Linked DNA regions of Homo sapiens: regions 1 and 3 are each linked to region 2. Evidence: read pairs that join two places in POLR2A ChIA-PET (ENCODE). Cell type or tissue: MCF 10A. All regions are shown on one strand. Links, peaks and the distances in the headings refer to the core of each region. The heading gives the core; the rest is flanking DNA. Region 1 overlaps EFNA5 (ephrin A5). Region 2 overlaps EFNA5 (ephrin A5). Region 3 overlaps EFNA5 (ephrin A5).

What was found. Peaks named below come from ENCODE experiments on the same cell type or tissue, not always from the same donor. Only the 100,000 strongest peaks of a DNase experiment are listed, where the experiment ranks them.
Region 1: POLR2A ChIA-PET joins it to region 2 with 42 read pairs; 5 of 35 experiments call an interaction of 5 or more read pairs at or near these places.
Region 3: POLR2A ChIA-PET joins it to region 2 with 20 read pairs; 7 of 35 experiments call an interaction of 5 or more read pairs at or near these places.

The regions. Positions count from the first base shown.
Region 1 is chr5:107,464,882-107,475,802 of GRCh38, reverse strand. All of the region lies in intron 1 of EFNA5 (ephrin A5), which reads left to right. Among named protein-coding and RNA genes, the nearest start is that of EFNA5, 200 kb to the left of the region's middle. RefSeq lists enhancers at 918-1,067, 2,536-3,290, 9,752-10,253. In MCF 10A, for the core only: no CTCF peak of the experiment used is centred there; DNase peaks (open chromatin) are centred at 5,412 and 6,082.
Region 2 is chr5:107,538,067-107,548,987 of GRCh38, reverse strand. The region is part of intron 1 of EFNA5 (ephrin A5); the gene reads left to right. Among named protein-coding and RNA genes, the nearest start is that of EFNA5, 130 kb to the left of the region's middle. In MCF 10A, for the core only: no CTCF peak of the experiment used is centred there; DNase peaks (open chromatin) are centred at 5,867 and 6,327.
Region 3 is chr5:107,420,909-107,431,829 of GRCh38, reverse strand. EFNA5 (ephrin A5) reads left to right here. Exons shown (of 5, transcript NM_001962.3): 2 at 4,321-4,613. Among named protein-coding and RNA genes, the nearest start is that of EFNA5, 240 kb to the left of the region's middle. RefSeq lists an enhancer at 8,937-9,066. In MCF 10A, for the core only: no CTCF peak of the experiment used is centred there; DNase peaks (open chromatin) are centred at 5,919 and 7,759.

The DNA of each region.
Region 1 (10,921 bases), core at 3,513-8,512, 73 kb after region 2:
AGGTAGAACAACACAAAGGGCTTGCACTTTGGGGTAGTTCTCGTGAGAAATATGTAATCAGATTGTGGATACCCTAGACAAATCTTCTGTCTTAAGATGTATAAGTCTTATGCAGGGTAAGAATGTTGCTGACATAGTCCTTGAACAGCCTTCAAAATTATACTGGCTTTTCAGGCTCTGTTCCCCTTTAGCAATGCAGCAGATTGAAATAACTTCTGAAGCACTTTGAAAATATTGTGCTACTGAAAGCCTTAGAATCTCTTGACATTTTTCTCCCAGGATCCTCACCAGATCCTTTGACGTGGACAGTGGTGGCATTTTGTTTCTCTTGAGTTTCTTGAAAAGTTCATATAAACCACCATTCTCTCCCAAAACCTTTTGCAGTTTTCTGTGCTACATTTTCATAGGACATTACTGAACACTACAAACCATCTGCCGTTTCACACTTTGCTAGCTGAGGTCAGTGATACTGATAGCTGGGTAAGTGTGAAGTATGTGAAATGATTAGCCATCTCACAAGGGTGGGGTTGCACCAGTACCTGTTTGAAAAGCTCTTGTATGTTAATCCACAAAGACAAATTAATTATTAACATTTAATATCGTATAACTTACAGGGAGAAAAAAGGATTGTTTATTCACTGTGCTACTGTGACACCTTTGTTCAACAGGGAGCGTGTTACAAATGCCACAAGTAGTAACTTGAGGATACATCCTTTAACAGCTTATTAGTAGTCATTTCCCAGTCAAGTAAACATCTTAGCTCAGAAGTTTGTTTAGTAAAGCACAGTCATATTGTGGAAGCAGGAAGTAACCTCACATTGCACAAACACTGTCTTAACAGTGGGACAGAAACTTTTCTAATGACAATGATTTTTATGTAAATTGTATAGGCCTTGAATGGTAGGAACCTAGACAGTTATGAGTCAACATAATTGTCCTTTCCCTTAGAATGGCCCTTAATTAGTCATTCATTTATGTTGTCTTAGATCTTCGGGGCTTCTTCTTGCCTCTGGCAGGTCAGCCAGCATCATTCTGGAACATGGTGGCCTCTTGCTAAAAATATTTAACAAGATTGAGGTGGTGTTTCCTGTGTTAGCCAATATTTGATACCAACAGGCCTGACATATTTTAACAAAGTTAGTGGCCTAAAGATACGCCCTTCAACAGGATAAAGCCATCCCAGGATGCTATAGGTGGGTGAATTGCAATTAAACCATTCCTCGTTCGTAATGCAAAGATGCATGGTTGCATGACAGCACCTCCCTGTATTGTATTAGTCATGCCTGGAGGAAAACTCAACAAGGGTTTCTGATCCTCTGGGAAATTTTTACATACTAGATTTGAACTCAGACTGTTTGAAATCCTTGAAAACTCCATTGTGGCTGTTCAGTGCTGATGACCATTTCTTAAAATGGAAAACAATCTGTAAAATATTATTGATTACTTGGTATACTGAAAAGTGACAAAGGCGTGGGTGCTTTGGCAAGGGATGCAAACTTTCATGGCTAATGCAGCCGGCAGGTACCTAAGTGAGAAAATCAGACCTGGTGTACAAACTGGGTGTCATCCACTCCAGCAGAATATTTCTGTGTAAGAAGAATGTGGAGCCAGTGGCATCTGATCATCCAAGTTTTCAAGAGAAGGTAGAAACATGTACTTTATTTGAAATCTCTGGGTTTCTAAATATTGGTTCAGATGACTCTGAAACATTGTACTGGCTAAACTCAAGTGTACAGGGCCGAAATTGATTCACAGGCCATCAGTTTACAATCTGTCTTTTATGGAGATCTGTGTCAAAAGCATGATAGTCATGTATTTGCTATGTGGATGTTAAAGTCAAATGAGGCCAGGCATGGTGGCTCATGCCTGTAATCCCAGCACTTTGGGAGGCCGAGAAAGGCGGATCACGAGGTCAGGAGATCAAGACCATCCTTGATAACATGGTGGAACCCCATCTCTACTAAAAATGCAAAAATTCGCTGGGCGTGGTGGCACATGCCTGTAATCCCAGCTATTCAGAAGGCTGAGGCAGGAGAATCACTTGAACCCGGGAGGCAGAGGTTGCAGTGAGCCGAGATCACACCATTTGCACTCCAGCTTGGGCAACAAGAGCGAAACTCTGTCTCAAAAAAAAAAAAAAAAATTCAAGTGAAAATCCGATTGTTAATGAATTAGAATATCGGATCATAACACGTTCTAGAGCTGGAAGAATGTGTCATGGTTTGGCATCTGTTCCACACCAAATTGTAGAGTGTTAGGCTACCTGTATTTTCAGATTCCTTCTGCTTTGAGAATTAAATCTGTTGTAGTCACATTCTGACTTTGGGCATAGTTCTATTTGCCTCCCCAGTGAGCAGACACCTGGCTCTTCTTGGTGTGTATATGAAAAGTAGAATAAGTGGAATTCATTAGAAGCTGGCTGCTATCATGTTTAGGGAATTCAAGAATGATATCAACAAGGAGAATGAATAAAAGAAATATTTAAAGACCCAAACTCCACTAAGATGAGTAGACTCAGACTGAAAAAAAAAAAAAAAAAATCAGACCTGGAAGCAATGGGGAATGATGTGGCTTTTTAGAGTCAAGATTTGGGTCGAATAGAGTGTAAGTTTCAGAGGCAAAGTTTCAACCAATGTCAGCAGTACAAAGGCTACAACTTCCAACATCAGATCTCCATCAGTAACAACATCTTGGAAGAGGGCAGAGTTGTTTGCAGAAAAACGGTGGCTGGGGTCCCTGGAATGAGTGAGAGCAACCCCAGGAGGTAAGGTATAGGTGAATGAAGAGTTCAAGCAGGTGCTGGGGGGAGGGAGACTGGGGGCTCCATTTACAGTGTTGAGATGCCTGCAGGGGCTAAGAATATCAAAGGTTTGTTCAAATATCCTTCAGCCTTTTCATCAGCTCGACATTTGCATCCCTTGGTCCTACCAGCTTTATTTCAACAGTGAGTACACTCAGATGACTGAGCCAGCTCACGTTACTGATCTCTATCTGTTTGTCATTCTAGCTCTCTTACCTCCCACATGAGTTGTACCTTTTTGGTGCAAATAAGCTGCCAGAGCTGGCTTGGCTTGATCTCTGTGCTGCAGATGTCTCTAATTAACTTGATTGAGACAGGTCCATGGGATCCTGTTGCACAGTCTGACAAGTCCCACTGTCCTGGGAGGCACTATCCCATCACCTGAAGCATGCCTTTTGCTAATGTCCTTTGGGCAAAGTTTATTAATGACTAAAGTCTTCAAGTACCCATAGTTTTAATATGAAAGCTGTGGAGTGATGGTTGCTAATTTGCAGCCAGGAGTGTAAGAATTATCTCAAGTTCTCATTTAAATTCTGAGTAGAAATCTCCAGAGACCTTTACTAACAACTTCTAGTGTTTTTAACATCCAAAGTGTTACAATTTTTATCATCACTAATACTATTAACATTATTATTTGCAGTAGCTGAGAGAAACACGGTCTTGAGTCACTGCAAGTATAGACGCTTACGATAAAAATATTTGATGACGCCATCGTAACCTAGTGACAAAACATGTAATAAAACAAGTGTTTGGAAGTACTGGTTTGACTAGTTGTGAGATCTGCTAGATGTCTAATTACTGTAGGTTAAATTAGCCCCCAAGCATTGTAGAGAATGGATTTGTCTTTATTTCCTTTAATATCCACATTTACTCTTGTTTTTCTGGAATAATAAATTATTCAATCAAACTTTATATTTTGTGTGTATGGCTTTGTGCATGTGTTTTCTGTGAATATCTATAGCTTTTCAGAACTTGTGTATATCACTGCAGACTTAAGGCTATTTGCACTCTTTGAAACAATATAGCAGTTATTTCTAAAACGTATGGACATGGATATAACTTATTAAATGTTAAAAGAAACAATAGATAAATCTTCAACTACATGTAAGAACTACTACATATGTAATATCACTGTCTTTATTATCCCCTATAGCTACAACACCAAGCTATGAAGGAGAATACTGTATTCTTTGATGTTTAAATTCTTTTTTCATTAGTTACCATTCACATGTGGATGGATCACCAAATACATCTTTTCAGCTGTTGTAAATAATCACAATCCATGGTCCAGCCATCACTAAGCAACATGGCCTTGCCCTACCCATAATTTACAAGTGGATTCACCTATTAGTAGAAGTAGTTCATTATCGGTTATCCAGGCTACATTATTCAGTTGGAGGATTAATGTTTCTATCATCAACTGACTAGCATGAATTTGTAGACCATGTGCCCCAAAATGAAGGATAAAGACAAGATAGTGACATGATCCTTATCAATGCCAAGGAATATAAAATGTTACTGGGACCATGTCTCAGATTTAGAAAAAATAATCTCTGTAACTGCACACATTAAGTGTAATAATATCCTCAGTCCTGTGCAGTCTCAGAAAGGGAAGAGATCTTGGTGGGCTATGAAGGTAATGAAAGCTTAACAGAACTTAACCACTGAAGAAAGCCCAGTGGAGGAGTGAGGGAATTGGAGGCAAAAAGGGGGAATCAACAGAGGCCTGAAGGTAGGAGTTTGCACAGCAGGTGAGAAGACCAGGTTACAGAAGAGTCCTGGGAATTGAGGCTGGATAGGTTCCATGCTACCAAAATATGGGGAGTGCGAAGGACCAAGCACAAATTAGAATTGATTTTACAGAATAGGGAGTCACTGGGGTTCCTAACCTGGGAAAGCCTGATGAATTGGGAGGCGATAAGGAGACAAGTGAGACCAGCTAGAAGGTAATTATACTAATTGCATGAGTGACAATAGTATTGCATGAGCCTGCGGTATTAAAATGGGTTCTGAGAGATCTGAGAAGGATATCAAGAAAGAAATCATCAGAACTTAGTAGATGGGTTTTTCTTGAAGAAAAGAGATAAAAAAGACATCTTACTCCTGATTTCGTGTATTTTTATTTTTAATTTTTTTTAGAGATAAGGTCTTGCTATTTTGCCTAGGCTGGTCTCGAACTCCTGGGCTCAAGTGATTCTCCTGCCTCCGCCTTGTCCTGATTTCATTTCATCATTCTTGTGGACATGTCCACCACAAAGTACAGAATAGAGAAGTGAAATTTCAAAAAGTTTAGTTTATCCATTATCAGCAATGTTAATCTTTAAAATATTAAAGGGGAGAAGAATTTATGAATTGTTGAAGGAGTGCCGAAATTGAGAATTGATATAGAATTTAGAGGCACATTTTAAAATTCCCATCTATGCATCATTAGGAGAAAACTTCAGCAACTGACTGATTCTATCAGCTTCTCTGTTTAGTCCTCCAATTTTAATCAAATAAGACTGACACAGACATTAATGGTTTCACTGCTATTATACCATTCTCTCTGGTCAAGTCTCAATGCTGCCATGCATATGATAATTGGAGATTAGTCATTTCCTTGGATATACTTCATCATCCTCAGAAGCCGTATAATAACAATTGGGTGTCATTTGCTTTGGGTCCAGCTTGGAGGCTTAAAATAGCATCTCTGGCTATTCAGATAAGCCCTATCAGGATCTGAGTGCTGTATGGTAGCCCCAGAAGCAGCAAGTTAGTGTTCCCAGGACCCTCACTGTTGCCATTTTTTGGGACTAAAAGCAGATGGCAAGAGAATGCCAGATTTGGCACTTACAGGGTTATTACAGCAAAGGAGCGGCTCTCCAGCTGTAGGTGTGTATGTGAGTTTCAGAGCCCCTCCTAATGAATTTTAGACTGAGAATCTCATTCTCCTGGAACTATCTATCACTTGAGAATCAGAGTAATTATTTCCTATTGCCCTTTGTGGAATACAGTTATAATTGCATTACTGTTAACGGTGTTCGCATTAACACTTAATTGTTAATGTCCTCCTAATTTGGAGGAAATCATCACCTCTTCATATTTCATTGCTAGAAAGAGTTGTTAAAGAGAATAATTTGAAGCTTCCAAATGGAGAAACAAGAAATGATGCTAGAATTCAGAGGTGGAATTTGTGGGATGACTTCTCTTTCTGGTATTTGTGTGTGCATGTTTGTTTTCTTTTAAGGTATTATACGTCTACTTCCTTTTGAGATTAAGCCACAATGCACAGTCATTCACTGGAAAGTAACAGGGATTCTTGTGATGTGGAAACAGCTCTTGGGTGCGTGGTAAAAAAAAAAAATAAAGGGGGGGCAGTAACTTCTCTCATAGTTGACATCCTGTTTGAGTGTTGAAAGACACATTAACAAGAAAAGAAAGACACCACTGTGGCAAGGTCAGTCAGAAGGTGGTGGGCTACAGGCCTTGACTTTCAGATGATTGTTAACTTCTTCCTTTACAATATACTGAACTGCCTGTTGTTAACAACCAAGCCATTCCTTGGCTTAGCTCCGCAGCAGGAAACTGAAATATTTTGAGAAGTCTTTATTCAGGCTTGCAAAAAAAAATAAAAGAAAGAGGAAATACCAAAATTAGATCAATCTTTGAATCTATTAAGGGGAATATTGTTTAGGGCATTTGAGGATCTATTTTCTTATGAATGTAGGATGGGCAAGTCTGTACCACTGGTTTGGTACTTTCTTAGGGGCCTGAAAGTGTAACTGCAGTTGAGGAGCGCAGGGAACAGCTTCATGGATGCTGGGCTGGGGTAGTCACATGGGACCCAGTGTTCAAAAGGGCCTGGTGTTTGGTTGAATGTTGTGCTGCTACCATCTTGAAATTCTTAATAATGTTTTAACAAGGGGCCCCACATTTTTATTTTGCACTGGATCCTGCAAATTCAAAATGCTAAGCACTTAGTTGGTCCTGCTAAACATTCATTGGTGGTTGTGGCAGAATGTGGTTTAAATTTTACCAGGTGTGCTAGAATCTATATTCTCCTCCATCACCCATAAGTAATTAAATTCTGTGCTCCTATCAACACATAAACTGGTTTGACAACAACATTTCAGACTTGTTCTTTTTAAAAAATGTCATTTAGTGAAGCAGCTGTATTTCCTTAATGCTTACATGATGCCAAATAACCTGTATGGCCTATTTTTTTTTTCCTTTTCAATTGTTTATTTCTACATCACATGTAGCTGATGGGTCCTTGTTAAGAAAACACAAAGAATTAATTAATGAGTTTAATTTCATGAGTTTTAATGTAAGCTTTCAACCAAAAGAACTGTGAAAGCTGGTAGAGTGCCAACATTGGTGAGGTTTTAACTCTTGCACACCCAGGAACACATTCCTTAATTTCTAAGGGTGTGATTCTTTAGTCCTGGAAGATTTCAAAAGCACCTCCAGGCTAGGAGTGCCTCCTTCTAAGGACAGTCACCTGGCACCATTCAGTTCAGAATGGACGTTTCAATGATTGCTGCTAGCAGAGCTTGATTTCTTATCAAGTTATGCACTGTCAAGTGAGGAACTGCACCATTCATTTTATTTTGCTCTCTGACTCATTAGCTTTATTTCTTATAAACACCCTTCCCTTCCAAGCACAATCTAAAAATTTCTGTCATTAAAAGCAATTTTGTTTTTCCTGCCTAAGGGTGACTATTTCCAAGAAAATATGTGCATTTTGACAATGTGATTCTTGCCTATTTAAAGCTACAAGTATAATTTCTTTTTTATTGGGTGATAAACTTTCCTTCTGACAAAACAAAGGGCAGTCAAGATTTCTTCCCATTTTAAAAACTGTGATTTTGCATTTCTTCACAACATGTTTTAAAGCACATTTTGCATAACTCTGCTTTTAAAAAGAATGGTATATGGCTTGTATGCTATCCGTTCTACCAAGATGTCAGTGATATTGAGCATTAAACGAAGTGTGATCATGAAAATAGAACAAAATGCTATGTCATAATTGAAAGTTTGGCTGTAAATGTTTCATTCTTATAGCTATAATATGATTATGAATTTCCCATGAAAAACCCTAAGCCTGATTTTGATGTCCACATGTATGTAGCCTATGTTTGTTACCTCTTTCTGATGATTTTTGATTTGCTGTGCAAAGGAAAGGACCTTGGACAGTGGGTCACTGGTCTCTTTCCTGCTTCTGCCTGGGAAAGACAGCGTGGTAACATTTCCATGCCCTGCCTCTGGGTCCGCTGCCATTAGCACTCAGAGCTGGCTTTTCCTGCTGACTCTGACTCTTATATTTTACTTCTAGGTCAATAAAGCCCAAAGGTAAAGCTGCCTGATGAACAGGCTGTGAGACCGGATTTCTCACACTTTGGTTATCCACGTGCCACCTTCACAACTTTTGCCATGTGCGCATATCACCTATGTCAGAATTTGCTTAATATTTTTCTTTCAAATAGACACTATTTTTTTTACCTAATTTTTTTCATGGAAACTTTATAGCCTTTTTCCAAATGTCCCTTTGCTATGAATGTACATATTATTGTCATAAGCCAACAAGCCTCAGATCCAGAAGCCTGCTCTTTCTCTCTATTGAAAGGAGAGATTAGCCAGTGCTAGAGAGGTGTTAAAGACCTATTAGCACTATAGTGAGACTTTTTTTTTCTTGACTGCTTGAGAGAAGATTCATAGAGTTACTTTTCTCATTACATCATTCATTGTTTGTTAATGCCATATCCACATATCACCTGTAGTTCTCCTCACACTGCTAAAGGTCTAGGTATTCACTTTGAAAGTACTGCCCTAAGTGATGAGATTTGATAGATGCTGAGATGGCCCCTCCACTTGGCATGTTGTCTAAAATTCCACCATTACAATCATTCCTTTAGATTTTTATTTCGATTTTGTTCAGTAATTACCTATTTAAATGTAAATTACTGTGTAACCTCTTAGTAATCTTCTAAAGATTGGTTTTCCTTATTATTGAGACTAAGGCTCCATCAATGAAGATAGGCTTGAAATCTGAGCTGTGGAAGAATAAAAGAAATACTTAAGACAAACCTAACGCTCTTCCCAATTAATTTAGGATTGTTATCTCTTCTTCGGTATTTCTCTTAGCCTAGTATAGCGCCTTCCATTTGCCCCAGCTCCAGCTATCACACTTCCCACAACATTGGAGTCAAATGCCAATGCTTCTGGAGCCCTTTCCTGATGGCCCACCCCAAACGCTCAAGCCTTTGTGCATCTCACCTACCAGACTCACCACACTAACTTACAGACTAGGGATTTGTGAGCTTGCCTTATCTCCTCTTGTAGACACCGAGTGAGTGGTGTACAAACAGGAGATCTGACTTCATTAACTGTGACAGAAAGTGAGAAAGGCAAGTGTCTCAAAGCAAATTTCTCTAAGTCGATCTCGCGAGAACATTCCTCATGCCGCACAGCTGGGAAGGGTAGCATTCCATTCACCCAGATTTGGCCCCGTGACATCAGCCTTGTTCTCCTGTGCATGAATCATTAAAACAGGCAGACACTGAGACTTGCTGAGGTGTGGGAGTGGAGAAGGGAGTCTGGGAGAGAGAAACCTTTCCCAGCATTTCCGCTCTGGTGCCCGGCTCTGCTTGAGCTATCTTTCTCCAAGCCTAGCTGACTGGGCAGGGAGGATGAAGTATTATCTCTGCAAAGCATAGCAATGACTCAGCATTTAATACCTGCACCTTTGACACATCATGGCTTAACACGACTTATGAGCCGTCTATTGTCTCTAAATCCACAGTGGAACTTTGGTATCATGAAAGAAGCTTTGGCAGTGCAGTGGCAGACTCTTTTAGCAAAGGGCTGCATCTCTAAATAACTCGAGCACCGTCTTTGGAATCAAGGTGTGATGAAAAGTGCTTTGGAGTCACAAGCACCTGCGGTTGGGTCCTAGCTGTGTGCTTAGGAGCAAGGTGACTTGATGTAAGTTAGTCTGCCTCCTCCTGCTCCCGACTTTCTCCTATGAGTGAGAGCTGAAAATGAGATACCCGGTCTTGATTTCACAGTGTGGCTGGGTGTAGTGGGCAAGGCAGGTGGTTGCAGAGCACACCGCACATGTCTGGTACCAGTAGCCGTGAACCTGAGTTCATTCCCTTTTTCTTTGTTTTTCAGTGAGGATCTCAGGCTCTATCCTGCTTGGATTGTGTGTGTATCTTTGTGAGGGGCCTTTTTCTCCCCTCGTGATATACTAAGACACCATGGCAGTACATTTAAAATGAGGGAACATCTCTGCAAGCAATCTGGACTAGCCAGAGATTGAACAAAGACTGTCACCATGATTGTATCCCTACATTTCTTACGCTGCTGTGATGGATTTGCATGAGAATAAAACCTCTGATAGTTATTTAACTACCTATTTATTTGATTTTCAATTATGTTGGACTTAAGTTCTCAGAAGCTAACTGTCATCACTCCATGATCACCATGTCAGCTTTGCTGTCATATTGGCTCATGCTTTAAGAGGCAAAGCCACATTTACGTGGCGTCTTTGGAGTAAAGCGGTGAAACCTTGGTGTTCTGCCATGTTATGAGCTGTCCAAGACTCATTTTTAGGACTCACCTGTCCATATTAACTCTTCTAATGTTCTACATAAGTTGTGACAGAACAAGATCTAGGAAACAGGGAGAAATGACTTTGGGTTGTCATGTTAGGTAACCGTCACCCATTATCTTTAGAGGCTTAAAATGTTGATGTTCACTCTTTCCAGTATGCAAGAAAAGACGGCCTTCGCAGGGCCTTGGAAAGAAGTGAAGGTGAAATCTGGTGTAATGTAAGTCATAAATTGGGTCACACTTGAAAATGAAAAGCTTTGCTGTCGCTGTTGGTAACCATTGGCCTAAGGAAAAGCAGTGGTTCGGAAACTTCCCTTGAATTGTTTTTCTTAAAAAAAAAAAAAAAGCCTCACACAGAATGGAAAGTTTGGGTCACAGGTGTAAACCCTTAGGCCGTGCTTCCTCGGTGAGCTCAGTGCTGGTCTCAAGGACAAAAAAGAGAGAGAGAAAAGGAGTTTTGCATTAAAAACAGATTTACCTCTTCAGGCAGAGGGATGGCTGCGAACATAGTCTCTGTCAGGACGCAGA
Region 2 (10,921 bases), core at 3,669-8,668:
ATGTGTATGTGTAAGTGTATATGTTTTCTTACTAAGTGTGAGAATTGTGTCATTTTACTTAATTCAGACACTGGAGGGTTTGGGGATCTTAATCTCGTCTAGAGCAAATCCTCTCGAAGACTTTTACTTGGCTAGACTTCTTCCACTTTACACTGTTGAACTTGGTGGAGTACTAGTCCTACCACCATAATCCACCAAAGCCAACACACCTTTGAAAGACTGCTTCCTACAGATGAGGAAACTGACAGGTGGTTTCACATTTTGCACATCTGGCTTTAAAACAAAGGACTGATACAACAGATACTCAGCATCAGCCTCTTTACTTCTGCTAGACACTGCTCCTACTAACAGCTCACGTCAGCTGTACATTTCAGTGCTGTGTTATTTATGTGACAGTTCCTTGTAGCCCGTTGTACAACAGGAATCCAAGCACGTATTTCCCAAATTTCAAGTTTTACCTGTCAATCTTTTTAGAAACTTACTCACCTTGCAAAAAAACTATCTGAAGGTATATCTACAGCATTCCTTTATTTTTAGTTATTGCTCTTATAAAAATAATCATATTAAATGTGAAGCAAAATTTCAGGAAAAAAATATTTTGACCATTAATGTAGCATTGCATATGTGATATCCAATTTTTCCATACTGTTCTGGTGTGAAAGGGGGAGAGATTGTTTTAAAAGTCCATTGTTTAATAAAATTTATGTTGGTTCTAAACTTCAAAAAAATTTTTAAAAAGTGTAGGTAGTCTTTCCTCACTCCACCTCAACTGAAATAATGAATTGGATTCTGAAGTTTAATTTTGAGTTGAGTTTCAGTTATGTTAGATGTGCTTCCTTGAGTAGGTTAGTTTGCCTCTCTGGACCTCATTGTCGTCATTGGAAAATGAAGGTTCAAATCACTTGATTTTTATGGCTTCTTCTAGAATCTTTCTAAAGGTAGTTTATTCTTCACAATTATTTTTAACTTAGACAGGGTTTACAGAATTTTATATAGACCTTCTTAGGAATTTGAGCTTACTACATAAAGAATAAACCACCTTCTCTGAAATTGAATGCTATTTTAGGGTATGATTTTTGTTTATTTGTTCAAAAAATAGTGATTCAATTTAAGCCAAAAGCACTTATTTTAATAACAGATTTTTAGTTAAGCTATTTTACCAAAGTTACATTACCGTGAAATTTCTGTGGGGGAAAAAAACACAATTACACTGTCTTACAAAGTCACCTCTTGTAATCATTCACAATTAGTATATATATCATCAAAAAGAAAAATGCTTTTTTTTTATGGTTAAAAATAACAAGGGACTTCATGTAAATGTATAATCTACTTAATGTCTTTTTTAATGCTCTGCAGCCAACTCAAAGAAAAATGCCCTGCCAGGGGTAAACACTAACTCTGTATTTATTTGCACAACAGGCATTGGTTTCATGAAGTAGGCTTGTATTTTTTTTTTTTTTGGAACATCAGTGTCTTACGCTAACATTTTAAACTGTAAACCAGAAATTCCTAACCAAGAGAGCTTTGTTGTTAGAACAAAGCTTGGAGGATACTATGTGACACCATCACACCTGTCTTGTGGTCCCAGAGGTTTCTGTTGTTGGGAGGTATGAGTGTTATTAAAGGAAAACAGCAAACCCATCTTGATTTTCCTCTCAAAAGTCAGATCTCTCATGAAGATGGGAGCATGAATTTCCCGTACTGGCATCTATGGGAAAATGCCTTGCTTAAAAGACCTTCCTCTAGGGGCCCGAAGGAAGTTGTATCTTTTCTGCTATTTCTACTGCATTCCAATTTTCAGACAGGCCAATGGTACAGTGTATCCATGATCCATGTGTACAGTAGGCGAATGAAGCTACAGTAAGTAATACAAAAAGCTACTTCTTTTGCAGCTTGATTGAAACAGTCCACTGGTGGTTGCTTGGTTGTCAGTTTGAGCTTGTCTGTGTGACTTCTTTTCTGCTCCTTACTTCCATCCATCATTGCAGAGAGCACAGAAGAAGGAATATATATAGTGCCCTGTGCTTGCTTAGGCCTTAGCAAATATCAATTCATCACCAACTTGGCTCTAAAAGAGACCATTCATTGGCATGTTAGAACATTACAATTTACCCAGTGTTCCCTGGTGTTGAAGGAGTCACATGACCGGATCTCAAAACAAAAAAGAATTCCATGATATGTTCTTGGAGTTATTAATAAAAATAACTGCTGGTTGACAGGAAAGGCATATGGCAAATTTAAGATGCATGGCCACAGTATTTTATTTAAAAAAAAAATTCTTTCCTACACCAGGGGTGAGAGTGTGTGTGTGTGTGTGTGTGTGTGTGTGTGTGTGTTTTACGCACCAGAAAAACCTTCAACTCTGACAAGCCATTGACGAGGTGTTTCAGTCTTCACTAGCTTCCTATTTCATTGCTCTGCCATTGAGCCCTTGTAATACTACGATGAATAAAGTAATCAAAGCAATTGGCTGCCTGAGATCTTTTTTAATGCACTGCTTCGGACGCAGTACATATGCTGTGCAAATAAATACAGAATTAGTGTTCCTGTTGGAAGCATTTGGTGAGAATGAGTGATTTGTCTTGCTTATGAAAGGTGCATACATTTCCGCTCATAGCTGTTTATCAGCCAGCCTCTTTCTGCTTATGGATTCTGAGGTGGAATTCATCATTTGTCAGCACCTGAGCAGATGTGCTGGAGATGACCAGATTGATTTGTGAGGATGAGCAGAGCAGCCGCACCAGTGCTAGGAGGGCGGCCCCTACAAATTGTGTTATCTTTTGAGACTTGTCTACTAGCTCTTTTCTATACTTCAGGAAGAGAAGGAAAGCTACCTTTTTCTGCTTCTCACTTCTGTATTTGAAAAAATACAACTTTTGATATCGCTTAAGGGAAATGGAAAACAGCCCCCATCTCTCTGGGCAGTGAAATCCACTGAAACCCCATTTTTCCAAAGGTCCACTCTTCCTCTTCTGATTGCAGGCATGTTATTTGATGTTGGATTTCAATTAAAAACAAAACACTAATGTCAGGCTTGCAGAAGTGTCATTTGCTCTGTTTTCAAACTGCTACAGACAAAATTTTCTCTTAGTTCATAGAAATCACTTCCAACAGGACATTAGGACACAAGAGACAGTGTTTCGATTAGGAAAAAAACGAATGGCTTTCCAAAAGTTTGAGTTGCTTTTGGTCTGTGCAAAAGGCCTGTTGAAGCCGAGTTGATTACAGAGCCATCAGAGGCCCTTCTTGCCAACAAAACTCCCTTGCATTTGTGTGCTGTTGAAAATTTCCCTTTGATGCCAGCAGATTGAAGAGCTAAACACAAGTTGCCGAGGAGCTCCAAGTGGCTTTCCCATAGCAGGTTCTTGACCTTGGCTTAAGTAATTAACCATCTAGGAGCCACATCATCCTGTAAGGGCATCTGGAAAAATAAATACATCCTCATCCTTAATTAATGAATGGATGCAAGTATAGAAACAGGTAGCTTACTTCATGAAACAGGGTTAGGGCTCACTTGCTAAAACCCAGGTAGAACTGCAGTGTTTTCATTGTGCTTCTTTGGCCTCTGTTTCACTCCTGCAGTCCTCAGGAAATATTTTCCTGCGGGTGATTCCTTTTTAATCAGATTGGTAGAAAACCAATTTCATACTCAATATACCCAACATATAAGATCATTAGAAATACTGCATGTGTTTTTGAAAATGTGGCCCATAGCTCTGGAAACATCTGGCTTACAGCCGATATTACTGAACCAACACTAAGGCCTTCGGCCAAGCCCTGATACCGTGACAGGCAGGTAATGTTTGTGAAAGATGTGGCTTTCACACACATCTTTAAGGCAAGTAAAGGTTCGATGTGTGACTTTTATTTCCTCAGCTGAGATATAGACAGGGCTTTAGACGGTAGACATCATGTGCTTTTGCTTGTCATTCACCTTTTAGATGTTGTCGGTTATGTTTGTCATCAGTGGATTTTTTACAAGTCACATGGCTTCAAATCAGCCTCAAGGATGGGGATGTAGACAGTGATAACTAAAATGACAGTGTAGACATTGTGGGAGTTAAAGAATGATCAGAGATGATGGTAGTTTTTTGGAGTTTGTTTATCACATATCTGAGAAAGTTACTTAATTTTTTTCAGCTTATATTTAAATAGCAATTAAAATATGCCAAGCATTGTGCTAAATATTTGGGTTGTGATTGGAATAAGACATTCTGTGTTCTCCAGGCACTCAGGGAGTTTGGCAAGTAAAGAAATAATTCTAGTATGGGGTGACGTGACGAGTGCCATAACTGAGGAATATCCCAAGAACACTGAGGAGGGAGTGGTTAATTCTGCAGGACCAGCGCCTGAATTGCTCTTATTCCTTCAAAGTGTTTATGTTGGCTCTGAAGATAATTTCTAGAACTTACAAGGATTCATCATTTGCTTTTTCCAAGTGCTACTTTTGTGTAATTTGAAGTTCAGAGTTTTGTATCATTCACAGAACACAACCTCTCTTCAAGAACAACCTTGCTCCTGGTCTGTAAGAAGCCCTTGCATTTGGTACTCCCAGAGGTTACTCACAAAAAAAAATGCATCCTTGTTCTGCCTGGTCCTCAGGTGTTCAAGGACACTATGGATGCTAGGTGATAGCTTTGTGATGCTCTGTGCACTACGCGTTGAGAGATTTTCAAAGCCCTGTGTGGGGCTGAGCCCCAGCATTTACTGTTTTGTTCAGCAAATGCCACATCTTCTGTTGTCAGAACTATCTGATTGAACACCAGCAAGTGCTCTCTAGGAGGGAGATCCTTATTGCCCATTTTCTCTGTTTCCTAAATGATCTAATTGCTTGGGTAAGGAGGCATCCATTCTAAATCTCCCTCCCACCAGGGGCGATTCGCAAGTAACAAGGTTTAGATTACCCCAAATGTCAGGACCCCCACAGATATAATGGGCTTCCCTCCAGGGCCCACCTGACAAGCTGCTTCTCTTTCAAATACCTGGACTGCCCAGAACACACTACACCCTGATTTCCTGTCCCCTCACGGAGTTAGGGAGGCAGAGCTGCCGCTCTGCACCTTTTGATTTTGGTTTTAATCTTCGGAATCTATGGAATGTAAGAGATGCTTATAGGTTCGGTATTTGAAATCCCATTTTACAGCATATTAAATGTTATACACACGATCATTTCACCAAGGCTAATAATTAGGATATAAAAGTTATGGTTGTAGCCTACATTTTGGCTTAATGGTTTCTGAAATGGTTTTCATTCCTATGAAAAAAGGGTTTTTTTTTTAAATTATACTTTGGCATGTTCACCACTTTGTGAGCAGCAGCCCATGCTCTTCCTTTCTTTTAGTCTGCTGTATTCCCAAACGATAACTTCAGAAAAGTATTTGGTATGCTGTATATAAAGTTTATTTAATCAGAGCACTTTTTTATGACAATAGTAAGTTAATGGAAAATAGCTAAATTAAGAACACTGAAAACAAAACATTTAAGTTATTTGCCCTTGCCAAGATGTTCTTTGTGTGATTTTTTGGGTAAGGAAGATAACTTTCCCCTTCATTTCCATCCAGCCATGAGAAAGAAGTAGGGGTAAAATAGCATTGTCATATTTGAAAAAGAAAATGATTGACAACGTCACTTAAATTGAAATGTCTCCTTAAAATAAATATAAAAGGGCCTTTGAAGAAGTTGCTTTGAAAATCTTTTGTGGTTGTTTTTTAACCTGGAGTCCCCAGCTTTTTTTCCCTTCTACTTTGTTTTCTCACTGATGGATGAATTTAGCTCCTGTCGGAGTGGAGGCTCCGGGAGTGTGCACAGATGTATCAGCTGTTGTGTAACTCTGCCGGGAAGCCCTGCCCAGGAAGGGCTTGGAGCAGACCCATGGGTGCTTCCCTGCTGGCCTCTTCCATTTCTTGGGAACACAGGTTCCTGGTGCTGCCAGGCTGTGTGGCAATAGTGTAAATAGTGCGGTAAATGGGCCTGGGTGAGGTCAACACTTTTTATTTATTTATTTATTTATTTTTAATATAACACTTTTATTTTATGACCATCTTTCTTCCCTCTGAGCATTTGAACCGAGTGATTCCGGATAGAAAGAACAAGTCACACATACACTGCCTGTCGAGGTTGTGAGGCAAGCCTGTTTACTTCCTTTTAGGTGATTAAAAACACTTCTAACAATTGAACTAATATTTATTACAAACAAGATTAGAAGCACCTTCCTAACCCAGACATTGTGAAAGCTAATAGACATCTCTCTAGACCCCAGCCAGAGTTGCTGGATATTTGGTGTTCTAAGATGCCCAGAGGCATGAGTCAGGCTGGCTGATAGCCAGGTGAGTGGCGTTTTTCTCCTCCCTGTACACACATTAATCATATTTGCCGGCAGAGAAGGCATGACCTTCTGTACCTCCAGCACCTACCCCCTCCCCGCACCCCCCCCTTATACCACAACAACACAGACAGAAAAAGGAAAGTGGGAAGTTTATGAGCAGCCTGCATGCAGGCGGCAGACTCTACTTATGGAACTTAGAAATCAGAGGTCATTATCATTTTCAAAGAACAGACCCTGAATAACTATATCCTTTCATCACCATCTTTTACTAATTGGACACCAGCTGTACTTGTCTTTTCCACAGGAAATTCTCACTGTGCCTATAGGACCAGAGAAATGGAACTCTTAGCAGAGTTGACTTTTTATTCTTTGACAGTTTCCTTTCAGTACAGCTTGGGAAGCAGGAGGCTCTTGTTTCTTATTTTTCAAGATTTTGACTTTTTTTAAACAATATTATGATCCTGAGAACTTTAAAATTAGAAAGACTTAAGAAGACATATTATTTTCCCCCTGAAAGTGTGGCCCCATTGTCTCATATGAACTCTTTCAGCATATGGGAAATAGAAGAGTTAAATATAATCAGATCTTAACAAAATGTCGTGATTTGTTTTGGGAAAGTTGATTTTTCAGAATTTTCAGTGTTAAATTTTTTTTCTATATCATTTGCTTCAGAACTTGTGACTTTGAAGGATGTTCACTTTTATTCTTCAACAACACAGATATAAAAATAAAACTGTAGTCTGTTTGCCAAACATTTACAATACAAAAATAATTTAGATGTTTAAAGATGGTAGAACAGAGAGAATAATTAAAATGGTGGCTGGCCTATTTCTACAGATCAACCAGGAAAATTTCCCACATGTGACTGAGTCAAGTTCCCAAAGGATGGCTCTAATTTCTTCCCTATCCTCTTATCAAGTATAAAATCTATAAGTTAAGCTTTGGGCTACTTCAAAAGAAATTTTTTTTCCTCATTTCAGTTTACTGAGCTTGAAGTTGAGGTGTGTCTGTCCCAATCTGGGATTTGTGTGTGTGCATACACAGAAGTTGCCTGCTAGACAAAACCACCTGGCTCTTTCAGTGCAATCTGTAACCAACACAAGTTTCAGGTCAATGTTATACTAGAGAAAACTGACTATATCAGTGCTAATCTAATTTATTTTATGTTATTTCTTCCTAAATAATTCATGAAGTAACTTTGTGGTGATTTTTATTGCTATTGCTAGAGTTAGGCTTCGATTACATTTTTCTGATTATAACATTTATCATGTGTAACATATTTGTAAAATTCTAATGAGTTAAAAGTAAAATAAGAACACATAGATAATTGCTATTGGCATTCTGATAAATTAACTTTCAGTATTTTGTCTGTATACTTATGAAAGTTTTCATTTGTTGTTTGATTTTTCTACCTTGCTATAATCATACCGTGAATATAATTATGTAATTATATTAATAATTAATTTTCATCACTTATTATAATTACTTTTACATCCCATTGAAATCTTTATAAAAGTTAATTTTTTTCTTTTTCTTTCTTTCTTCCTTCTTTTTTTGAGATAGAGTCTTGCTGTGTTTCCCAGGCTGGAGTGTAGTGGCACAATCTTGGCTCACTGCATCCTCTGCTTCCTGGGTTCCAGTGATTCTCCTGCCTCAGCCTCCCGAGTAGCTGGGATTACAGGCCCACGCCACCATGCCCGGCTAATTTTTGTACTTTTAGTAGAGACAGGGCTTCACCATGTTGGCCAGGCTGGTCTCGAACTCCTGATCCACCCGCCTCTGCCTCCCAAAGTGCTGGATTACAGGCATGGGCCACTGCACCCAGCCTTAATTTTTTTTCTTGATTAAAATTTCTAAACAGAAATGTTTATTCATATTCTAATGAGTTCCTTAGGGTAGATTCCCAGAATTAGGCTTTCTCACTCAAAATCTGTGAACATTTTTAAGATCTTTAAAGTATAAGTATATTGAATAATGCTTTTGATAAGTTCTTACAAATTTTTACTCCTAAAGCATCTGAGAGTATTGAGTGATCTTTTCATTAGCTTTAATAATTTATAGCAAAAGTGATTGACTTTCTATATCTTTGATTACCTCATTGATTGGGGGAACATTTTCATATGTATTATACAATTACATTATTTCTTCAATCTGCTCATATTTTTTGCCATACTGTTTTCATAAAATTAGGGCAGAAAGTTAGCAGATAATCAGCTTTTGTTCGGTGACATAATTTTCATTTCAATGAGACTTTTTTCCTTTTTTAAATATGTGCAAGAATAAATGGGATTCTTTTTATATTGTATTCTTTTACAGCCGTAGCAAACTTATATAAACAGGTTTTGTCATGCATTCTCAATCTGGTTTTAGATTATACATTAGAATAACTATTTTGTGCTTCCTCTGTCTTGACTATGTATTTTAGTTATGGGCATAATTATGTATGTTCATAAAGCTTGAGAATGTTATGCCCTTTGTGTTTTCCTTGTTTGCTTTTTGACTCTTGCCCCCTCCCCCTCTTCACCCCCAGGATAGAGCCTTGCCTCCCTTGAGTCCATCTGTCAGATCATCTGTCTAAGGAGTTAGCATTCCTTCACCCTCTTAGAATCCTTTAGAACAAATAGTCCATGGCTAAGGAAAAGCTGATGAGCATTTCTGTGTGAAAGGCAGATGTTGCACCTTATGGATCCCTACATGTAGTTTGAGGCAGGAAGCCACCAGCTAAGGTGTGACTTCAAAAGCCACATTCGAAAGCCTGTTCTGACCTCTAGCTGTGGCGTGAATGATTCTTTCCATGATTTCCCTCTCCTACTTTCTCCTTTTAATTAACCATAGAGTTAAATAACCATAGAGTCACCAATGGTATGCTGACTGGTTTGTATCCATTTAAGAGTTTTCTGGCCGGGCGCTGTGGCTTGTGCCTATAGCCTGTAATCCCAGCACTTTGGGAGGCTGAGGTGGGTGGATCATGAGGTCAGGAGTTTGAGACCAGCCTGGCCAACACGGTGAAACCCCGTCTCTACTAAAAATACAAAAATTAGCCGGGCATGGTGGCATGTGCCTGAAGTCCCAGCTACTTGGGAGGCTGAGACAGGAGAGTTGCTAGAACCCGGGAGGCAGAGGTTGCAGTGAGCCGAGATCACCCCACTGCACTTCAGCCTGGGCAAAAGAGCAAGACTTTTTCTTTTTTTTGAGACAGTTTTCCAAGTCAGTGATTCTCCTTCCCCTGCTTAAATCTCACTTCCCTTCCAAGCATATCTCCATGCTTGTAGTGGTCATGGATTAAGCACTATTACCCACAGCCATGCCACAGCTAGTATTTTCCATTGCTCTCTCTTTCCCAGTGTCAGAGGATCAGGGGGATCCCTTGTGTGTACAGGGCTCGGAGCAGCCCTTTGCATTCCACTGCCTTCGCAAATGGTGCAGCTCTTTTTAGCATCGTAAATTAAATTAGCACATGTGGCCTTAAATAGTCCAGGCATGTAGGGCATGATTATCTTTCTGAGAAAATGATCAGGACCACATTCAAAGAACCCAGTGTTTCCAGGCAGCTCCCAAGGACATGTCAGTGTGCTGTGAACTTTCTGGGGTATGAATGGGATTTTAAAGTCTGCCTTTTCATTAGTGTACCAGTGCATACTCTGTGTCTTATGCCTCACAAGCTGTGAATGTTGTGACAGTCGCTTTTGTTCCCATGTGTGCAGTTGTTAATTGTATAAGCCGGAAATACAGAAACCATATCAAAGCAAGGCAGCCTTGACAAAAGAGAAAAGCTGAATGCCTCAAAGGAACCACTGCTTAGAAAGGTACACATTCTCCTCCAACCCCTACACCCAGGACCCAGATGTTCACATGACATCATTGCAGCTGAATTCGGACTTTACAAATGGAATACAAAATTACGAACATAGCGTGGAGTAACCACTTTATCTCTTCTTGAATCTTCTATGCCTGCTCTACATTCCTGGTGAAATTTGTATCTCCAATGGCTTACACCACCCTACCACAGAGTAGATACTACACAAACTGTCAGATGAGTTTACTGAATACATTTTACTCATCCCCCCTTGTCAGCTTTGCTTGTGCTATTAAGTGGCCAAGACTACCATGTCAGTATCCAGCTCATCTAAATCCCACTTCCTGTCTGTACATTCATTGTACTTACTGCTCAGACCATTCTTATGTTCCTCAGTAATGGAATATTCAATTTGGGCATCTAAATTTTTGTGTCTGTGCCCAGTGAGATTCAAGAGCATAAACAGTGCTTTGTACTTGTCAGAATGGCAAGCATAGTACTTTGCACATAATAGAGGCTCAGTAAGTACTCAGTAAACATCAGTAAGTACCTCAGTAATTAAATTGTTATTTTTCCTATAAGAAAATGAATTTGGATGGACAAATCTGAGAGAAGAATCCAGGTGCTTCCCTATGTTGAGTAAACTCAGCTGTAGTGAACTCCTCTTGGCCTCAAACTACGTACTAAATGAAAATTGGAGATGCACCCTTTGTGGAATTATTCTTAGCCTGACATTTCCAGACTGACTATAACAAGACACATTATACATCGAGCTTCTGCTTCCCCTCTTCCTGCTTAAT
Region 3 (10,921 bases), core at 4,004-9,003, 120 kb after region 2:
GATTTCATATGATAACATATGTAAAGCCCATAGCAGATCCTGGATGCAGCAAATATTTGTTGCATCCGTGAATGAAGGAGAGAACTGAAACCTCATCAAGAATGAAAATGGGTCCCTCTGGAGGAATATAGTGCTGACCTAAGGACTTGGCTCTAGCAATTTAATCTCTCACAAAATGGAAAAGTGAAGAGCTTTGGTTCTGAGGTCAGAGTGGGTTTGAATTCTGCCTCCCCCTTTTCTTTACTAGTTGTGTAATATTGGGCACGTTGCTTGACTTCTTAATCTCAATTTCCTCATCTTTAAATGGGTGTAGTAATAATAGTGGCTATTCCGTGGCATCGTAATAGAGATTAAGTTGAGATAATGAATGTAACATAATAAGCACTCTAATATTAGCCATACTTATGTGCTCCTTCACAGTATGGCCAGAAAAGAATGGTTCCATTCTACTTTATACCCAGAGAACATGATTTGATATATTAAGGCAAAAACCGCAATTACTTTTGCACCAACCTAATAGGATTAGCATATGTGATCCTAAACTTTTCTTTGGATTATACTTGAGTACGTTATATAGCTGCCTTTTATGAATTCCAGTTTGTCATTGTTTTTATATTTATATTGTCCACCCTTTGAAATGTACATTACTAAACTATATGAATTTAAGATCTGAAACAAAAGTGTAAATTGATTCTGTAGTGAATCATCATCTTTTCTTCGTCGTATGGCTGCTAAAAGGGTAGAAATACTAATTGTGGCCGGGCGCGGTGGCTCACGCCTGTAATCCCAGCACTTCGGGAGGCCGAGCTGGGCAGATCACGAGGTCAGGAGATTGAGACCATTCTGGCCAACATGGTGAAACCCTGTCTCTACTAAAAATACAAAAATCAACTGGGTGTGGTGGCGCATGCCTGTATCCCTGCTACTTGGGAGGCTGAGGCAGGGGAATTGCTTGAATTAAGGAGGCGGAGGTTGCAGTGAGCCGAGATCACACCACTGCACTCCAGCCTGGTAACAGAGTGAAACTCCATCTCAAAAAAAAAAAAAAAAAAAAAGAAAGAAAGAAATAATAATTGCTGGGGCAATCGCATGTTTGAAATAGGTACCACCGTAATTCACTTAACACTCCATGCAAAATAAAATGTCATCAGAAGGGATAGCTGGTCAACACAAAGTAGAATGGGTCTTCAGCCTCACAGTTTGCTTTAGTAAAAATTTAGCAACATTAACAGGGGTAAGAGTTAGGAAAGGAGAGCAAACTTCTAGGCATGAAGAAACTGACATTTTTTTTTCAGTTGTGGAATAAAGGAATTACAGAATAAAGGAGTAACAGAATGGGTCCAGACAATGGCAGTTTTAATTTTTACTTTCACTTTGAGCAGTGCCAAATGCTAGTGGAAGCTAAAATGAGTGACACTTAGGGAAAGAAAAAACTTCCCCCTTGAATCTCTTTAAAATCTATAATAATAATATAATAATATAAAGTGCATCTGGGCATTGCCTTCTGCTGTTCTTGTCTGGCTCTTATCCAAAACTGTCAGGCTACTCTGAGTGCTGATGCTTCATATCCCAGCACCCTTTTATCTGAACTTTGCAGTGTCTTTTCTCTGTACTTTGGCAGTGATGTTAGCTTGATGTTCAAAAATCTTTTAAAAGCAACACAGGCTTTCCTTGCATCTTGACAAATCATTGTCTGCTAGTAATGAAGAAAAAGTAAACTCGTGGTCATTGCAAATATATAAATACTTCCAAGTGTTTTCGGTTTTTAAAAAAATGGTTATGTAGTTTGGGATCCTCTAGCTGAAAAGTGAATATTCTGAGAATTTGTCCTTATTTCTCTTGTGTAAATCAGCATGCTGCTTTTCAAGAGCAAGGGTCAAGTGGAGTTGCTATGGATCATTTGACATTTAAGGACAGAATTTAACATTTCTATATGATTTTCCTTTTGGATTTTTAAAAGGGGAAATATACATATTATTTTTATCTCTGTTGTATGTTCTTACTGCTATTATTTTAAAATTAATATTTTATTTACTTATTTTAATATGCTTTGGTATATCCTGATGATGGTAACAGTGGTTTACATCTACACAGTTTGTTCCATACATTTCCTTATCTAAGGCTTGAAGCAGCCACCAGAGGCCAGCAAGGCAGGTTCTCATGATTAGCCCAACTTACATATGAGGAAACTGAGGCTCAGAATGATTTATGACTCTCCCACTCAACCAACAGCAGATCCAGTTCTTAAATCTAGGTCTACTTAGTCAAAATGAATGGTGTCTCTACTTTTTCACAATGTTGTCTCTCGGAAGAGTATCTTGGCTTGTCAATGAATATTTAGCATCCAGAGTGAAGGTGGTCTATTTCTTTCTTTTTTCTTTTGTGAGACCGAGTCTCACTCTGTCACCCAGGCTGGAGTGCAGTGGCGTGATCTCAGCTCACTGCAACCTCCGCCTTCCAGGTTCGTGCCATTCTTGTGCCTCAGCCTTCCGAGTAGCTGGGATTACAGGCATATGCCACCATGCCTGGGTAATATTTTTTGTATTTTTAGTAGAGACAAGGTTTCGCCATGTTGGCCAGATTGGTCTCAAACTCCTGGACTCAAGTGATCCGCCTGCCCCAGCCTCCCAAAGTGCTGGGATTACAGGCGTGAGCCACTGTACCCGGCTAGAAGGTGGTATATTTCTACTGGGGTGGACATTGGTCACAAACTGTCAGAGGTCGTTATTATGTTTATGTTCGGGTGCTGCATTTTATGGGGAATATACTGGGAAACTGGAGACTATGAGAAGGGTCAAGAATCTAGAATGATGAGGAGCCTGGGAACTATACTAGAAAGAACCAAGGGAATCAAGATTTTCAAATGTCTGCAGAAAGGAAGATATAGAGAGATATAGCTGACATCTTGAAATGTTTTATGGACTCCCTTGCAGAAGAGGAATTTGATTTGTTTTTTGTAATTCCAGGCAGCAGAAGTAGGATCACTGGGTAGAAATTACACAGAAGCGGATATGCTGAATATAAGAAGAAACTTTCCAACATCTAGAGATGTCCAAAAATGGAATAAACTATCTCACTGCCACTGGGAAGTGTTCACACTCAGACTGTCCAGCTTGGAGATTATATGACTTTATGAGCATTGTATTTCAGCAGTAACACAATTTTATGATGAAATTTCTGAGGGCTCAGAGAAGAATTTCCTCACCAGCTAAAAACAAAGGAGTTTTGTACGCTTTTCCACCATGATTTTAGACTGAGAAAGTTGTATGCATAACAGTTCCTGTTTCACACATCGTTGTGTCTTGGGAAATACTGTTCGACTGATGGGGAAAGACACATTAGTTAAAACAGATAAGCAAAACTTTTGTGAGATGAGAATTGAAGCAGACAGTGTGGTGTTTGTGGTGGGAGGTGTGTGTATTCAGGTGTGTACATTTTTAACTAGGATGAATTAGCCGTGGTTTTGGCTATTTTCATTTGGCTTGTTACTTTCATTACTCACCAGCCCAGCTCTAGAACATGACCTGTTGAGGGATTAAAAGAAATGAGGGGAAGAGCCATTTGATTTAGATGGGTTGTTTTCTCAGTATGGAAAAGATGCTGCATCAAAATCGAGATGCACTAAAATAAGTTTCTGACGTAGCAGATCTAAGAAAAGCACTGAACTGGGATCCGAAGTCTCCATACTAGGTTTGGCTCAATCACTCACTGCTTCATCTTTATGTCTTTTTATTTTTCTCTAAAATGGAAGTGTTTTAGGAATTGTCTTTCTAACTGTAAAATGTTATGATTCTAATTCTCCCAATTTTATGGCTGTAATTCTCATTTGCATAGAAAGTGGAAAATGGCCTCAACTATAACAAAAAACAATTCGGTCATTTATTTGTTCTTTAATTTCCTCATTCATTTATTCAAAAATATTTATCAAGTGAAACACTATTATAAAAATATAAAAACTTTGTTTTAATATATGATTTTTAAGAATGAAAGGAAACATGGAAAACAGCACACTAGTACCTCTATAGAGTTCCACAGTTTGAAAGAGTGATATTTAATATAATATTTAAAATGAAAGCAAAGCACTTAGTTTGTAGGATATTTTGAAACAAATATAATGGAATCTCACTGTAAAATGGCTTTTTGTGGCTTAGATTGGGAACTGCAACATTTCAAACCATGCCCCAAATCATAATGGCATTCAGTAAGAACTTACTATACTAGATGCTTTAGCTCCAAAATTATTGAATGGCTTAACCACTGATTCCAAGCAGAAAGCCCTTTCTCTATGAATTATCACATTTTTTTTTCTTTTTCTAACAGATTCCAGAGGGGTGACTACCATATTGATGTCTGTATCAATGACTACCTGGATGTTTTCTGCCCTCACTATGAGGACTCCGTCCCAGAAGATAAGACTGAGCGCTATGTCCTCTACATGGTGAACTTTGATGGCTACAGTGCCTGCGACCACACTTCCAAAGGGTTCAAGAGATGGGAATGTAACCGGCCTCACTCTCCAAATGGACCGCTGAAGTTCTCTGAAAAATTCCAGCTCTTCACTCCCTTTTCTCTAGGATTTGAATTCAGGCCAGGCCGAGAATATTTCTACATCTGTGAGTATATAGAGATTTATCGTGTTGTAGGGCAGCTGCAAGAACCCAGACTAATTTTTTACCCATGTTTCAGAGAATTGCAGAGAGCTGGACTCTGCATTACAGATATCTCCTTGTAAATGCGTACATCAGGATCCCTAGATACATTAGCTGGGAATTGAGAGCACAAATTAGATTAAAGACAGAGCGCGTCTCCCCCTATGAAATTACGTGTCAGCCTGTTCACTGAACCACTGCTGACTTGTATTTTTTTTAAATGAAAATTGCCAGGACTTCTCCAAAGCTCAGGAAAAGAAAAAAAGACTCCTGAAAAAAAAATTAAAGGAAATAATTAAATTTACATAGCTTGGAGTCATTGGATTTCTTATTCAGGTGTCAGCAATATCCTTTCAATCTTCCACATTTTCAGTGGAGGAAGCCAAAACTCCTGGACATGTCAGCATGTTGACGATAAATACTCTCTTTGCAGCAAGGAGAAAAGATAATTATTAAGAGTAGCTCTGTCTTTAAACAGGAAAGACTTGTGAAGAAGTGTCTAGAAGGGGTTCCAAGGTAACTGGTATGAGCGAGTTTCCGACCTGTGAGCATTGAGTGACTCTGTCCTGGGAGAGCTCTAAAACTTTCTCAGTAGACTTCTGTATTAATCAGAATGCCTGGCCTTGTTTCTTCTCCATTATATACCCATCACTTCTTCATACCTCCTACTATCATATGTTATAGGTAAATGCTTCTCAAACTTCACCGTGCATAGTGTTATCTGGGGATCTTGTAATGCATTCTGACTCAGGAGGTCTTAAGGCAGGGCCTGAAATTCTGGATGTATGAAGCTCCCAGATGCTGCTGCTGCTACTGAACTGTGGACCACACTTTGAGTAGCAAGATTATAGGTGGTAGCTACTTTAAGCAGCTTGTTGTGTATCTGGACTTTAACTAGTATTTATATTTAAACTATCTGGCCTTTCCCATGTATTCTCACTGTCAACTGAAGAGGTTAAAAGTTTACTTGTTAAAAAATACATTTATTGGACAGCTTAATCTGAGCTGAGAAATGCTGGGGGATGCAAGATGAAAAGATATTCCCTGTTCTTAGGGAGTGACCTTTCACTGGGGAGCAGACATGTAAATAGGCAATTAAAGTATAAGTCGACAATTGCTGATGATGAAGATAAATTCAGGGAGTAGTGAGAACATGGAGAAAGTTGTGCCTCACCTGCTTGGAAGAATCAGGAAATGCAACCACACACAGTGGGTAGAGATCCAAGTTATACCACTCAGTATGCTTAGCATCGACTTTCACCCCAGCTTGCCAGACAAACAAGAACATTCTTTTTTCTGACTCATTTCTTCAGTCCAAATGTCCCTACCCACTCACAACTTACACGGTTTAAGTCTACAGGGATTTCTAGCTCCTCTCCTTCTCCAGAAAACAGAATTTTATAATAAGTCAGATTTCACCATCACAATGATAACTGTCACTTATATTGGAATTGAATTTAAAAAGGAAATTGAACAGTACCAGTTTTATTATTTCAGTACATATTTCAGTCATTAGTCATGAGAAAACATGCAAAAGCCTTGATACTATCTCACATTTGATCCATAAAACAAGAAAAGGAATATTGAGTCCCACAGATGCAGGAAGCACTGGCATACAGTGAATTCACACTTCTCAGGCAGCATGTTCTTGACTTTTATTGCTTTTTTACTTTGTGAAAGAATCTCATTCAGCATATGAGAAAAAGGAAAGAGGAGGACTTCATTTGTGGGACAGCAACTCATTAGTTGTCTCACTGTAAAATACTATACCAATGTAAGAGAAAATTCTTGCTAGTTTTGAAATTTTCTTACTGGCTTCTCAGATTAAAAAAACAACAGCAAAAGCAAAAATCAAAAATGAATAGAGAGCACCAAGATGAGGAACATACCCACTAACTAACTAGTTGATTGCCTGATTATTAGAAATTATAGAATTCATTCAGCTTCATAAGCAAGATGTTATTATTCAAATATACCCATAGCGCTTATGACTGGTTTTTCCTCATTTGTGGTTAAATTCAATATTTCACTAAAAATCATTATGTGACTTCTATAACATTCATTTAACGGAGTCATTTAACTGTCAAGGGCTTCCGTCAAAGTAATTGTTCCAAAATGCTTCAAAATATGAAGAGCTTTTTGCTGTTCAGCTGAGTTTAACTTGAATTACTTTTTTTAATGAAAGGTAAAATAGCACAAAATTAGCAGCAAAAAGATGTTCATTAACAAGAAGCACAGTGGCTTGGTGTTCAGTTAAATTGAATTTTCAACCATGTTTTCGACCCGCAAAGGCATCCTTCCCTGTCTTTTTAGTAATGAAAGGGTTTCTTCTCTTCCACCACTGCAGTCAGGAGCAGCAGAGCTAACATGGTTGTCTTACAGACGTTTAATGTACTGTGGTCATAATTAAACTAAAGGATTCTTAGGGGAGAATTGGCCCTCAGTTGAATTTTCCTCTTCCCTAATGTGTGTGGAATGAACAAGATGATTGGGAAATAGCTATTTTCACACTTACTACGTTACAAGATGCTCTATTGCTGATCTCAGGAACAAGCTTCACTGCCCACCAGTCAATTTTACAGAATGTTCTTGCTAGGACAGCAGTACCTCTTAGCTCCTCATAGCCTTAAAATCTCTTCTTACTTTCCCTAGAAAAAAGAAAGCTGGCTGTGCACAGTGGCTCACATCTGTAATCCTAGCACTTTGGGAGGCCGAGGCGGGTGGATCATGAGGTCAGGAATTCAAGACCAGCCTGGCCAAGAGAGTGAAACCCCATCGCTACTAAAAAAAAAAAAAAAATACAAAAATTAGCTGGGCATGGTGGCAGGAGCCTGTAATCTCAGCTACTTGGGAGGCTGAGGCAGGAGAATCACTTGAACCAGGGTGGCAGAGGTTGCAGTGAGCCGAGATTGAGCCACTGCACTCCAGCCTGGGTGACAGAGTGAGACTCCGTCTCAAAAAAAAAAAAAAAAAAAAAAAAAATGAAAGAAAGAAAAAAGAAAGCTATAGCTTTTTGGCCATCCTGCTTTATGGTGCTAGGAGTAGGCTTAAGTATAGTGAAGACTGTGGAGTGCCAAAATTCAGATACAAACACAGATTTGGAGGAAGGGAAGACAAGGATTTCATAACAAGCTATTCACCTCATTACTTAGAGAGGACATGAGTCAGAAGATTCTTATCAACATTTGCCTTATCCTCAACCAGATTTCTTTTTTTCTTAATGTCTTTGAGTTTTATAAAATTAAGAAAATGTGGTAGTTGAAAATATCCTAAATGAAGTTTCCAATTTACTTTAAAAATAAAACATGCTTTGCAGTTCTAGTCCCTTTATTTTAACTCCCAAGAATAACTATGCTATATTCTCCTTTCCTTGGGAACAGACAGTATATTAAGTTGTTATAATTGCTGATTATTGCTGAGGTAGACTGGGGCCATCTCTGAATCTGACAAATACTGTTTTTAATCTACAGGAGTTATTTTGGTAAGAGATTGGCATACTAAAGTAATTACAGAAAGTTGGCGGTATTTATATCAATGATAGATTTGCAGAACTGCCAGTCAATTGATTAAGACAATAGTTGTTTATATAGACTTCCTAAAGGAAACAGTAATTTTAAAAAATTCAAAAATACTCATTTTAGCTGGATATGGTAGCACATGCCTGTAGTCCCAGCTGTTTGGGAGGCTGAGGTAGGAGGATTGTTTGAGCCAAAAAAATCAAGACCAGCCTGGGCAACATAGCAAAACCCTGTCTTTTTTTTTTTTTTAATACTCCTTTTAGAAACTTAAAAAATACTCAATTTAGAAATGATACTCTTAAATATTAACCTAATGAGAATATGTTTGATAGAAGTTTTGCAGTTATTTTTACATCAGAAGGGGTAAAGGGAAATCCTTTTAATAAGTTATCTTTGTAATTCCATAAAACACTGATTTGAATATATGCTTTTATAAAGTAAGGAAAACTGAGTCCCAGGTCCTTTTCTTGACCTAACTAGCTGTATGATCTTGAGAGAATCATTTCATCCATCTGGAGTTTGAACTCTACATCTGTAAAATAATGTAATTATAATTGACTTCAGAAATTCTTGGAGCTTTAATATCCTAATTTTATTATATTTTATCTGAGGGTCTGCAGCATTAGGGTAAAAGATAACATCCGTACAGTGGTCCAGGTCAATACCTTGCTTAGTAGATGTTCAATAAATCCTAGTTAAAGGTACATTTTTAGGGAAAATGCAGAATGGAGAGGCGTGTTAGGGTTATTGAACTAGTTCTCTCCCAGCTGCTCTGTCCAAGTCATCATTATCTGTGGTCTCTACCAGTGCAGCAAGCTCCTGTTTTCCCCACTCATGGCACTGACAGAGCAGTGCCTCACAGCCTCAGAGCTCTGTCACAGCCCTCCAGTGACTTCCTGTCTCACCCAGACAAAAGTCCACAGTCTCTAACCTGGCCAGCAAGGTCCTCCATGGTTGAACTCCTTTCCCTGATTCCCTCGGCCTCTGACTTCTGCTACCACCGTCTGCCTGATTCTGGCTACTCAGCTGCCAGCCCTCCTCCCTCTCCTATCCAGTACACTCCTACATCGGGACCTGGGGACTTTATTGTCCCTCTACCTGGGCTTCCCATTGCCCCAGGCATTCACGTGCCTTGCTCTCACTTTCTTTAGGTCTGTGTTCAAACAATGTCTTTATCCAAGAGGCAGCGACTCTGACCTCTCTATATAAAAATAACACCTTGTTCTCTGCATTCTCTATACTTTTACTGTGCTTTATTTTTCCTCAGGCACTTATCATCCCTGACATTATATATTTATGGTAGGTTGTTCACAGCTGTTCCTGCTTTCTGCCCTGTATTACATTGCTTGGCACATGCAGATGTTTAATAAGTAAGGATAACTAGAATTTATATAGCATGTACTGTGTTCCAGGCGCCATCTGAAAACAGCACTACGAAGAACTATTCTTTTTCCCTATTTACAGGTGAAGAAACTGAGGCCCAGAAAAGTTAGGTAACTTGAAAAAGGTTCACACAGATGAGAACTAGCTGATCTGGGAGGAAGTTAAGTGAGTAAGCAACTAAAAGAAGAGGGCCGGGCGCAGTGGCTCATGCCTGTAATCCCAGCACTTTGGGAGGCCAAGGCAAGTGGATCACCTGAGGCTGTGAGTTCAAGACCAGCCTGACCAACATGGAGAAACCCCATCTCTACTAAAAATGCAAAATTAGACGGGCGTGGTAGCTCATGCCTGTAACCCCAGCTACTCAGGAAGCTGAGGCAGGAGAATTGCTTGAACCTGGGAGGCGGAGGTTGCAGTGAGCTGGGATCGCTCCATTGCACTCCAGCCTGGGCAACAAGAGCGAAACTCTGTCTAAAAAAAAAAAAAGAAAGAAAGAAATGAGGAGATAAAGTCCTGGGGTCTATTATACTTGAAAAAATACACTTTATATTTTTTAAAAACAGATTAGAAACAAATAGCACTCACTCTGACATCATCTACTGTTTAGAGAATTCTACTTTATAAACACTTCCTAGGAACCCCGAATCAGATGGTAGAAAGATAAATTTTAAACATATTTCTGCATTTTTTCCTCTCCAAAGGATACTTTTCCATCTCCAGAAGATATTTCAACTGTATCTTCCCAAAGCGTTGACCTTTTTAACTCAGATAACTTCAGAAACCAGAAAAGTTGCATTTTCTAAGAAATTCTCCTTAAATGTCCTGAATATTCACCATCCAGACTGAATTACGATTGCACACTTGATTCAGGAATTAGTATGTTTTAATGAGAGATCTATAATAAAGAAGACAATTGTCATTTTCTGAAAATGATACTAAAAGAGAATTTTTCCAGCATTTGTTATATCTGAGTTATTACTAGGACATTCTGTGTTACTATGGACATCATTTTTAAATCTATAGTCTGTAGATGCTTAAATGTATGTGGTTAACTGCTAATTCTCAGCTTTAGGTATTTAGATTAAAAGTTTACAGTTTTATCTTAAGCCATGAGGCAATTTTAATATTCACTGTACAATTTTTAAAACAAAGTAACCTAAGTTCCTAAGGGCTATCTTATTAAAATGATCAAGATCAGCTTCAGAAATCATTTGATTGTACAATACAGTTATTGGCTAACCTTTTAAAAGTATAAGAATATTCAGTAAAACTAGTAAAACAGAACTAATTTGAAGAAAGTCCTCATTTAACTATCGATGTGTTTCAAAACCTTATTTGCAGGTGAGTTGTTTAGAATTCAGAATATAGTTTTTC